2 separate regions of the Homo sapiens genome follow, and region 2 is linked to region 1. A link is an interaction called in ENCODE POLR2A ChIA-PET data of the cell type or tissue named here. Cell type or tissue: Caco-2. All regions are shown on one strand. Links, peaks and the distances in the headings refer to the core of each region. The heading gives the core; the rest is flanking DNA.

What was found. ChIA-PET counts read pairs that join two places held together with the same protein. Peaks named below come from ENCODE experiments on the same cell type or tissue, not always from the same donor. Only the 100,000 strongest peaks of a DNase experiment are listed, where the experiment ranks them.
Region 2: POLR2A ChIA-PET joins it to region 1 with 5 read pairs; 1 of 35 experiments calls an interaction of 5 or more read pairs at or near these places.

The regions. Positions count from the first base shown.
Region 1 is chr16:84,263,698-84,269,068 of GRCh38, forward strand. No RefSeq gene overlaps it. Among named protein-coding and RNA genes, the nearest start is that of KCNG4, 26 kb to the left of the region's middle. In Caco-2, for the core only: no CTCF peak of the experiment used is centred there; a DNase peak (open chromatin) is centred at 2,894; H3K4me3 peaks cover 240 bases.
Region 2 is chr16:84,848,155-84,853,525 of GRCh38, forward strand. CRISPLD2 (cysteine rich secretory protein LCCL domain containing 2) reads left to right here. Exons shown (of 15, transcript NM_031476.4): 4 at 1,231-1,363; 5 at 2,414-2,529. Among named protein-coding and RNA genes, the nearest start is that of CRISPLD2, 31 kb to the left of the region's middle. RefSeq lists an enhancer at 2,857-3,358. In Caco-2, for the core only: no CTCF peak of the experiment used is centred there; a DNase peak (open chromatin) is centred at 3,267.

The sequences.
Region 1 (5,371 bases), core at 291-5,290:
AGCTATATGTAGATGGTGAGTGCCCAGTGATCTGCAGATGCTGCAGAAGGGGTTTGGGGGTGAGTGTGCATCTGGTTGCTAAGGGCCGTCTGAGGGTCCTCATCCCTGAGACACACCTGAGGAGCCCTTTGTGTTTCTGCTTTTACACTCTGGGCTCTTGCCGTGGTCTGAGCTTGCAATGCCACAAGACACACAGAGAGAAGCTGGGCCTCCAGGCCCCTGAATGAGCCATGCAGGAGCAGAGCGCTGAGTCTTGGCTCCCTGTAATGTCACCATAACATGACCACAATGCAGGAGACTGACAGTGACAGGGAGACCCCAGAAGAAGTTGAGCTTCCGTCTGGGAAATCAGAAGAGAGTGTCAAGACAAGGCCGGGATCCTGGAGGTCAGTGGGTTTGATTCTAAGCTCTGTTGGCACAGAAGTTGCTGTGTGGCCTTGTGTGTCTTTTTAACCTCTTGAGCCTCAGCTTTCCTCTCTGTGGAATGGGCTTGTGAGGATTTCATGCGCTGGTGAGCCCTGAGTGTGGTGCCTGTGGGTCGTGGGAGCCTTGGAGGAAGCTTGTTCCATGAAAAGGCTGTGTATGCAATGTGGCCTCCAAAAACCAAAGGAGGCCAGGCGTGGTGGGTCATGCCTGTAATCCCAGCACTTTGGGAGGCTGAGGCGGGCAGATCACCTGAGGTCAGGAGTTCGAGACCAGTCTGGTCAACATGGTGAAACCCTGTCTTTACTAAAAATATATAAATTAGCCAGGCATAGTGGCGGGCGCCTATAATCCCAGCTACTTGGGAGGCTGTGGCAGGAGAATCACTTGAATCCAAGAGGTGGAGGTTACAGTGAATGGAGATCCCGCCACTGCACTCCAGCCTGGGCAACAGCAGAGTGAGACTCCATCTCAAAAAAAAAAAAAAAAAAAAAAAAAGGCAAAGGAGCCGAGACACCAAAGAGCAAGGCAGACAGATTGAGTTTGTGGATAAAGCCTGTCTTACGGGGGGAGCTTGCAGACAGAAGCATGGTCTTGGAGGCAGCAGGACGGGTAGATCTCTGTCCCTGTTACCCCCAGACCCAAGGCTTATCGACTGTGTTAGTCTGTTCTCATGCTGATAATAAACACATACCCAAGACTGGGTAATTTATAAAGGAAAGAGGTTTCATGGACTCACTGTTCCACATGGCTGGGGAGGCCTCACAATCATGGCGGAAGGCAAATGAGAAGCAAAGTACATCTTACATGGCAGCAGGCAAGAGAGACTGTGCAGAGGAACTCCCATTTATAAAACCATCAGATCTTGTGAGACTTACTCACTACCATGAACACAGTAGGGGGGAAACAGCCCCATGATTCAATTATCCCCACCTGACCGTGCCCTTGACATGTGGGGATTATTACAATTCAAGGTGGGATTTGGATGGGGACACAGAGCAAAACCATATCATCTACCACAGGGGAAGGGGGTACATGCTCCAGTAAGACAAAGGCAACCCTCCTAACAGGCAAGAATGTCGTGTGTGCCATAGCTTAGAATTTGTCCAATGATATCAAGGTTGTCATGTTCTTACACTAGGGATAGTAAATAAAATAGGCAGCAAGAGGCATTCCTAGGACTGGAGACAATCAGAAATCAACATGGCAGATTAGCATCCAAGATGGAGTCACCGCTGTCTCTGCAAGCTCAAGGGTCCTCCCCTCTGCTCCCTCCTCAAAGGCAGATGCCGATTTGGGGGTCAAGTCCCCAAACATAATCAGCCCTGTTTCTACACCATAGCCTGTTAATAGAAGGGCACTTGGGATGTAGTGGGAAGCTAAACTTGGCAAGAGCACTGTCCCTTGTTTTCTTGGCAGGCTTTTTCTCAGGCTGTCTTTAGAGAAGTAAGGTTGGGGTGCAGTGAGGCAATCTTGGCTCACTGCAACCTCTGCCTCCCAGGTTCAAGTGATTCTCCTGCCTCAGCCTCCCCAGTAGCTGAGACTACAGGCGCCTGTCATCACACCTGGCTAATTTTTGTATTTTTAGTGGAGACGGGGTTTCACTGTGTTGGCCAGGCTGGAGTGCACTGGCACGATCATGGCTCACTGCAGCCTTGAACTCCCCAGCTCAAGCCATCCTCCCACATCAACCTCCTGAGTAGCTGGGACTATGGGCAGGTAGACCTGGCTAGGTTTTTTTATTTTTTATTTTTTGTAGAGTACAAGGTCTCCCTATGTTGCCCAAGCTGATCTCAGACTCCTGGCCTCAGGTGATCCTCCTACTTTGACCTCCCAAAGTGTTGTGATTACGCGTGTGAGCCACTGTGGCCAGGCTCGTTTTGCTGTTTGAGACTCCAATACTGGCCCTGTGTACAACTGAGAAAGCTGAGGCCTGGAGGGCATGGGGACTTCATCTCAGTCATGCAGCCTCCAGGTGATAGAATCAAGAGGAAAGTAGAGTCCCCTGGATTCCTGGTCCAGTTCCAATGTTTCTGTCCTCCTGCCACAAATTCACACAGAACATGGAGGGCACATGGTCCTGGCATGGAGGAGGGAGTTGATTATAATGGGTGTCAGTTCTGCAGGATTTCTGTTTAGAGGCGAGTTTCCTATGTGTTTATTTCTTATGTGCTCTGCTAATATTTCTTGTCCAGTGGTTTATTAAGCAAAGTGTACCAGATGCTCCCAGGATTATCTCGCCCTCTGTCCTCATGGCTCTGACAGCCTCTGGCTTTAATCAGCTTCCTGACTGCAGCAGGCCCAAGAGATTCCATGACCCCATTGAGCCAATTCTCTCTTCTTCCACAGTAATATAACATTAGCTGTCCACCTCCCAACCCCCAGAATAAAGACTACATTTCCCAGCCTCCCTTGCAACTAGGTGTGACCATGTGACCACATTGTGGCCAATGGGATGTTAGTGGAAGGTCATGGTGGTGGCATCTGGGGATCTTACTGGCTGGCAGGCAAGTGCCCTCTGCCCCTCCCCTCTCCACAGTGTCTGTAGCTGTCCCCTTGGACCCAGAGGACGAGTTCAAACGTTAGAGAAGTGGAGCCGAACTGCCATCTAGCCCCAAACTGCTAATGTTTGTCCATTTGTGTCCAAGTAAACCAAACGACTGTCCAGTTTAGGTCACTTATTTTAGGGTCACCATTCCTTGCAGGCAACCCCAATCCTAACTGAGGAACCAGGCAGTGACAGTGACTAACTGTACGTCAGGTTCTCTCTCTAAACTTGTTAACCCTCGAAACAATCCTATAAAGCAGGGCTCTCCTGCTCAGATGGATTTGCCGCCCAGGGGACAGCAGGCAATGCCTCGAGATGTGTGGATCATCCTGACTGGGGAGGAGGTTCCACTGATAGCCAGAGGGTAGAAGCTGGGATGCTGCTATACATTCTATGATGTTTGAACAGCACCCACAACAAAGAATAATCTGTTTTCTCAGGTCCACAGTAGTGAGGTTGAAAAGCTCTGTTGTATTGTTTTGTTTAAAACTAAGAAAATTAGTTTGATCTTACAAAAGGCTGAAGTCACTTGCCTGTGATGACAAGACTTGTAGGTGGCAGATTGGGATTGAGACCCAGGCAGTCTTTGTCTAGAGGTGAGGGTTGATGTGCACCAGGAGGCAAGGCATGGGTTGCCTTCAGTATCTCCCCAACATTCTGCATGCTCTCACCTCATCCAGAGGAGTCTGACAGCTTCGGGAGGTCCTGACTCTGCCATTCCCTGGATGATTGACCTTGAGCTGGTCACATTCCCTCTTGGAGCCACAGTTTCTTCTGCTCTACAAATGGAGGGGGTGAGGAAGCCACATCCCTGTTGAGAGTATTGGTGGGCCCAGTGCAGCGCCTCTACAGTATGACATTCACTGGGCCATAGGTCTCAGAGCCCCCTGCTGTCCAGGGTTAACCCTTTGGTTGTCAGACCATAGGCAGTCAGGGGCGAGGGCGCAGGGAAGCTGGGCACTTGGGATGCAGTGGGAGAGGCTGTTTGCTAATTGGTATGGAAGGGTGCTTTCACCTGTTTGGGCTACATGGCCATTCTGGTACACATCAGCCACGTGTCAGCATGGGCAGAGAGAAGTAGAAATTGCTGAGGTCAGGGAGGGAACCTGGCCTCATTTGGAAGAAGGAATCTGAAGAGCCAGTCTCTCCTTCAGCGTTCAATGTGTCCAGCTCACTTTGGGTTTAAATAAGTTAAAACACATCCACAATTAAGATGAACTGTCTACAGAGATGAAGGGTGAGAGGTGACGCCTGCTGGGCATGACCCACCTTAGACCTGGAGATTTGCTAGAAGACTCTCCTCCCATGGCTCTGTGGAAGGTGCATTGTCATTTGCCCCTATTCTCCAGATGAGGAAACTGAGGCCCAGAGAGACTTAATATCACTGTCAGGATTCTGCAGCTGGTAGGTGAACTCAGGAGTTAATTTACAACCACCCATTAGAAGGCACGTGGGTGGGGTTTAGGGGCCTGAGGCCATCCCAGATTTGTGCCGTTAGGCAACTCCTAACACCCAGAAAACAACAACAACAACAACAAAACCTGGACAAGGACCTAGCCTCAGTGTGCATTTGGCTCGCCAAGGTCACTCATCTGGCCTCGGCACACAAATTGCTCCAGGGCAGAGGCAGACACCTGGCATTTCTATTTCCTGCCACCTTCTTCACCTTGACCCCAGGAGACCCGCCTGCCTTATCTGTACTCCCTGGCTGGCGCCCTGTGTCAGCACCATCCCTGGGGTCTTTGTGCCCCCAGCCCCGTCCCTCGCCACTCCAACGTGTCAGGCAGGGTTAAGCCACCCCCGGATTATGGAGGTGCTAATGATTTGATATCTCAGCCAGGGATTTAACTGATCTCCTAGCTCAGCTGGAAAAATTCCCTCCCTCAAATAGCTGTTTTATCTTTTAGCTCCTGCCGCCACTTTAATCACACTAAGTCCTCATCAGATGCCACAAATGAGAGATTTAAAAAAAAAAAAAAAGGTAAGAAATTGGGACCAGGCTGGGTTTTCTCTCTGGACTCTTTGGAACACGGTTGCATATTATCACCCTCCGAATCGTCAGCTTTCACCTGGAGATTAAAGGGAGTCCCTCAAGACCACTTGAAATGAACAGTGTGGCACACAGCAGCTTAATCTCCTCAGTGTCATGAAATCTGGGTTTTATGGGGCATCGCGCCCTCCAGCCTCCCATTTTCCTTCTCGGGCCATCAGTCCCCTTCGCTAAAATGGTGCTCTGGGAAAATTCATGCCTCCACAAAGTGGCTAATGGACCGTGAAGCCATTTCAAAACGTAACTAGAATGCCACGTGTGCAAACATTAACCTTCTGCATTAGGACACCACTGACTCGATTCAGGGCTTTACAGGTTCCAGGAGCTTGTAAAGTGAATGCTTCTGTTTT
Region 2 (5,371 bases), core at 204-5,203, 580 kb after region 1:
CCAGTGCCAGCCTTGAGTCTGCGTGACCTTGAGCCGCAGGGAAGCGGATGAGTGGCCAGCAGCCCTCTGCTCCTGCCTCCTCACTGTGTGCACGCCTTTCTGCAAATGCCGCTGCCCGCTGCCGTGCGCTCCGCTTCCAGACAGTAATTGTTACAAGACCTCTAACTGCCTCGACGACCACATGGCCCTTAAAAATGGTCATTTCCCCCGTGAGCATTTTCTCTTCATCGAAACCACTTTGTTTATACTTGCTGGTGACAGTGTGACTGTGGACTTGCCTCCAGTTTGGTTTTCTCCCTAGTTATTAAAAAAAAAAAAAATGGTGCCAACCTTGGCAGCCAAGGCTGAAGCAAGGGGGTGGTGGGCATGAAGCGATGACCCCACGGAGGATGTCCAGGGACAGGTGCAGCTGGTGGCTGCAGATTACAGGCATGCACCACCTCGCCCGGCTAATTTTTGTATTTTTAGTAGAGACGGGGTTTCGCCATGTCGGCCAGGCTGGTCTCCAACTCCTGACCTCAGGTGATCCTACCGCCTCAGCCTCCCAAAGTGCTGGGATGACAGGCATGAGCCACCATGTTCGGCCTTAAGTGCACTCACGTCTTCATCAGGTTTTGTCTTAGACAACAATATCTGTGAAATACGGGCTTCATGGGCTGGATAGTTTTTCTCCAACGTACCTGAAAATAAACACCTAATTGACATAAGAAAGGACTCATTACTTGGGAGGCTGAGGCAGGAGAATGGCGTGAACCCGGGAGGCGGAGCTTGCAGTGAGCCGAGATCCCGCCACTGCACTCCAGCCTGGGCGACAGAGCGAGACTCCGTCTCAAAAAAAAAAAAAAAAAAGAAAGGACTCATTAAGAGCCAGGTGAAGAGATTCCTGCACGTGCAGGTGGTGTATGAGCCACCTGAGGAGCCTACTAGAGACCCCAGGTGAGCTCCTCAAGGATAATGGTATTAAGCACCTGTACCAGGTGCTGCTGGAATTGAGGGTTATTCCCCCACCTCGGCCTCCCTCCCTCCTCGCTGCCCGTGGCTGCTCCTGGAATTGGGGGCTATTCCGCCTCCTCGGCCTCCCTCCCTCCCGGCTGCCCGTGGCTGCTCCTGGAATTGGCCGCTATTCACCCTCCTCGGCCTCCCTCCCTCCTACCTGCCCGTGGCTGCTGCTGTCTCCACTGGTGGGTGAGGGGAGGGGCTGGGACTGAGTGAGCGGTTTCTGCCCTGCAGGTATCGCTCTCCGGGGTTCCATGTGCAGTCCTGGTATGACGAGGTGAAGGACTACACCTACCCCTACCCGAGCGAGTGCAACCCCTGGTGTCCAGAGAGGTGCTCGGGGCCCATGTGCACGCACTACACACAGGTAACTCGGGGACTTGCCACGACCTCAGCCCTGCCCCCCAATCCCAGTCATTCACCCCCTGCCCCTGGGGGATTGTCAAATCTGTAAAGCCTCTGCGCTGTTGTTGCCTTCATTTTTAAAAATTCAGTTCTATACAGAGTACAGCTGGGAGAAGAAGCTGTTTGTTACCAGCAAGGTCAGAAACTGAGTGAGCACTACAAACTCTTTTTTTTCTTTGAGGCAGTGTCTCCCTGCTACCTGGGCTGGAGTGCAGTGGCATGATCTTAGTTAGCTTAGTGCAGCCCCAAACTCCTGGGCTCAAGCAATCCTCCCACCTCAGCCTCCTGAGTACCTGGGACTACAGTTGTGCACTACGAGGCCTGGCTAATTTTTGTATTTTTTTTTTTTTTTTTAGAGATGGGTCTGGCTATGTTGTCCAGGCTAGTCGCAAACTCCTGGGCTCATGCAATCCTCCCCGCTCAGCTTCCCAAAGTGTTGGGATTACAGTTGTGAGCTACTGCACTCAACCGAGAAAACTTCTATGGCAATTTGACATTGTGGGGCATTTTCATTGTGTGGGAGTCTGTTTGTTTGCTTGCTTTTTTTTTTTTTGAAACGGAGTCTCCCTCTGTCGCCCAGGCTGGAGTGCAGTGGCACGATCTTGGCTCACCGCAACCTCTGCCTCCTGGGTTCAAGCGATTCGCCTGCCTCAGCCTCCTGAGTAGCTGGGACTATAGGTGCCTGCCACCACGCCCGGCTAATTTTTGTTTTTTTAGTAGAGATGGGGTTTCACCATGTTGGTCAGGCTGGTCTCAAACTCCTGACCTCATGATCCGCCCACCTCAGCCTCCCAAAATGCTGAGATGACAGGCGTGAGCCACCGCACCGGCCCACTTGCTTTGCTTTTTAAGAAAATGTATGTATCTTCAATGGGTTAGGGACTAATATCTGCTTCCCCAACCCTTCACCTCGTACCTCTTTAGTGCCAGCACCTTATACATCCAGGCCAAATGATATCACCCTTTTGTGCCTTATCCCTCGAGCTGTGACACACAAATGTCATCTTTTCAGATAGTTTGGGCCACCACCAACAAGATCGGTTGTGCTGTGAACACCTGCCGGAAGATGACTGTCTGGGGAGAAGTTTGGGAGAACGCGGTCTACTTTGTCTGCAATTATTCTCCAAAGTAAGACAAGTTGATGCCGTTGTATGGGGTGGGGGTTGGGATGTGTTTGCTTGCCAGGGAGCACCCAGTGAAAACTGGCTTGAGCAGCGAAGTCTTTAATATCTCACATAACAAAGAATCTAGAGTTTAGTGCATCTGGGTTAGCGTAATAGCTAAGCAGTGTCAACAAGGACTCGGGTTCTTTCCGTCTTCCTGCCGTACCATTCTCTCCTCATGGTCCCAAGATGGCTGCACAGCACCAACATCACATCTCCCCAAGCACAAGGAAGGATGGTCAAAGGGCTCTCTCCTTAGGTCTTTTGCACACTGGCATACTTTCTCCTTATGTTCTTTGCCAGAATTAGACCAATCATAGATGAGGGGGAAAAAGATTGCCCCAACTGGCTTTGCAAGACGTCCTCTGGGACCAACTGAACAAAGTCAGAAGTGGGAATAGCTGCTGGCTGGGCAACCAGCATGGTCTGCCCTGGCAGTATGATTATTTTTCTCTGAAAACATGCAGTAGACAGCACCCTAGAAAACACATGTTCACACAAAGCCTAGCTTCTCTGTTTCCCTCCAAAGAGGGTCCACATGCGGCCTCCTGATCATGGTGCCTCCTCCGCCTATAGCATGCTCAGCTCATCAGTGTGGTGTCCAGCCCTTGACTCATTTGCTCATGGGACAAATATGTGCTGATTCTTGGAGAGTCACTCCCCCAGTTCATGGCCTGAGGTTTGCATGCTGGCCGCTGGCCACCGCCGTTCTTGCCCCGTGCCCTGTGTAGAGTGGGCCCCGGGGCATGTTTGCTCAGTGACTGAATGAAATGGGAATGACCTCATTTATTTGTTTTGGGTCAGGAGTAGTTATGAAAAGGTGGGATGAAGGGGGAATCGCTGAGGTTGGGAGGAAAAATAGAAGCCCTCTCAAAACCATCTGGTGTGCCTGCGGTGGCGTGGCGCGGCTCAGCAGCCCACATGGATGAGCGCAGCGGGTGTGTCATTGCCTGGGAGGGACGCAGGCACCATGCAAGAGCAGCAGACTGGTCCAAGGTGGTGGAATTCCTGGCCCAGTGGCAGGTGGTGAATGAGGAATCATTTGACTTGACTCTATAAAAAATAGACACTAGAAGGTCCTATCAGAAATGAAATTATTTCCTTCTGTAGCTGCCCCCTGCTTCCTTAAAAGAAGGAATAACCTCCATATGGTAAAATATACTCATCTGAAGTATACAGTGCGACACAGTCTCACATGCATTAGTCTGTTGGGGCTGCAACAACAGAGGCCACAGCCTGGGCAGCTTACACATCAGACTTTTATGTCTCACCATTCTGGAGGCTAGAAGTCCCCTGGACCAAGGGGTGGCAGATCAAGGTGTGGCAGATCAAGGGGTGGCAGCATCGGGCTCCAGTGGGAGCTCTCTTCCTGGCTCACCAACGGCCACTATCTTACATGGTGGTGAGAGATGAGGACATCAATCCTATTGGGTCAGGACTTCACCTGTTGACGTCGTTTAACCTTAATTAGTTTCATCAAGGCCCTGTCTCCAAGTACAGTCACATTGTGGGTGAGGGTTTCAACACTGGGATTTGGGGAGACACATAATGAAAGTCCACGGCAATAGCCCTCTACCCGTGTAACTACCATCCAGATGGAGATGGACAGTGTCTCCCATGCCCCAGAGGCTCTCTCGTGCCCTACAAAGTGCCCACCATTCTAGCATCTTTCCCATCGGTCTGTGGTGTCTGGTGTGGGACCTCATATGAAGGGGGCCACACAGCACACTCCCTGTACCCCCAAATGGTGTTTTGCTCAACATCACATTGGTGAGGTCTCCCCGTGGTGTTGCGTGATCACCGGTTCTTTCCTTTTGTCTGCTGCATATTACTGCGTGCTGTCCATGGCCTCTGTCTTAGAGAGAGGGCTTGAGCCCCTGGGCTATGCAGGACACTGTCCCAGGCACCAGGGTGAGGAGGGTGGCTGGGAGGGTGAGTTTGGGTGTGGGGGGGGTCAGATCCCTTGAGGGGGATTCCCAACCCGACAAGGGGTGGGGTGGGTGTGTACACAGAGGGCCTTGTGTGTGAGGGAAGGTACTTCACGGTGCTATTCAAAAATTAAGGAGACTGGCCAGTGCGGTGGCTCATGCCTGTAATCCCAGCCTCCTTTGGCCGAGGCAGGAGAATCGCTTGAGTCCAGGAGTTCAAGACCAGCCTTGGCAACTGGCAAAACCCCATCTCCACGAAAAATACAAAAAGTTAGCTGGGTGTGGTGGTGCATGCCTGTATTCCCAGTTACTTGTGAGGCTGAGGTGGGAGGATTGCTTGAGCCCAGGAGGTTGAGGCTGCAGTGAGCTGTGGTCACACCACTGCACTCCAGCCTGGGTGACAGAGCAAGACCCTGTCTCAAAAATTAAGGAGATTATTTGTCTGCAGGACCTGGTGCCCAGCCAGCCTTCCACCAATGCCAACCCTGAGTGTTAGGGTTGAGCTGGGAGCGTCAGTGGTGTGGTTTGTCTGAGGAAATATAGAACCGTAGACACAAGGGGAAACTTGGCAGGGGCAGTGGGACGTACCCACGACAGGGCCACGATCATCTGAGAAACCTACTGGGCTTCACCCAGAGACAGGATGGGCTCTGGGACCTCTCGGTCCCTTGGTGATGTTCTTTTTGGGGGAGTCATCCCGAAGACCCCCGGGGATCTGAACAGACGATTTCTGAGCAGGGATGTCTTGTGGCATGGCACGGACGCGATCATTCTGCCTCCGGAATGTGAGAGGGTGGAAGAGGCTGTGTGCACGTCATAACAGTGCCCAGTCAGACAGTGGCCAGCCCTGTCCTCCCCACACTGCACGGCCCACTGTCC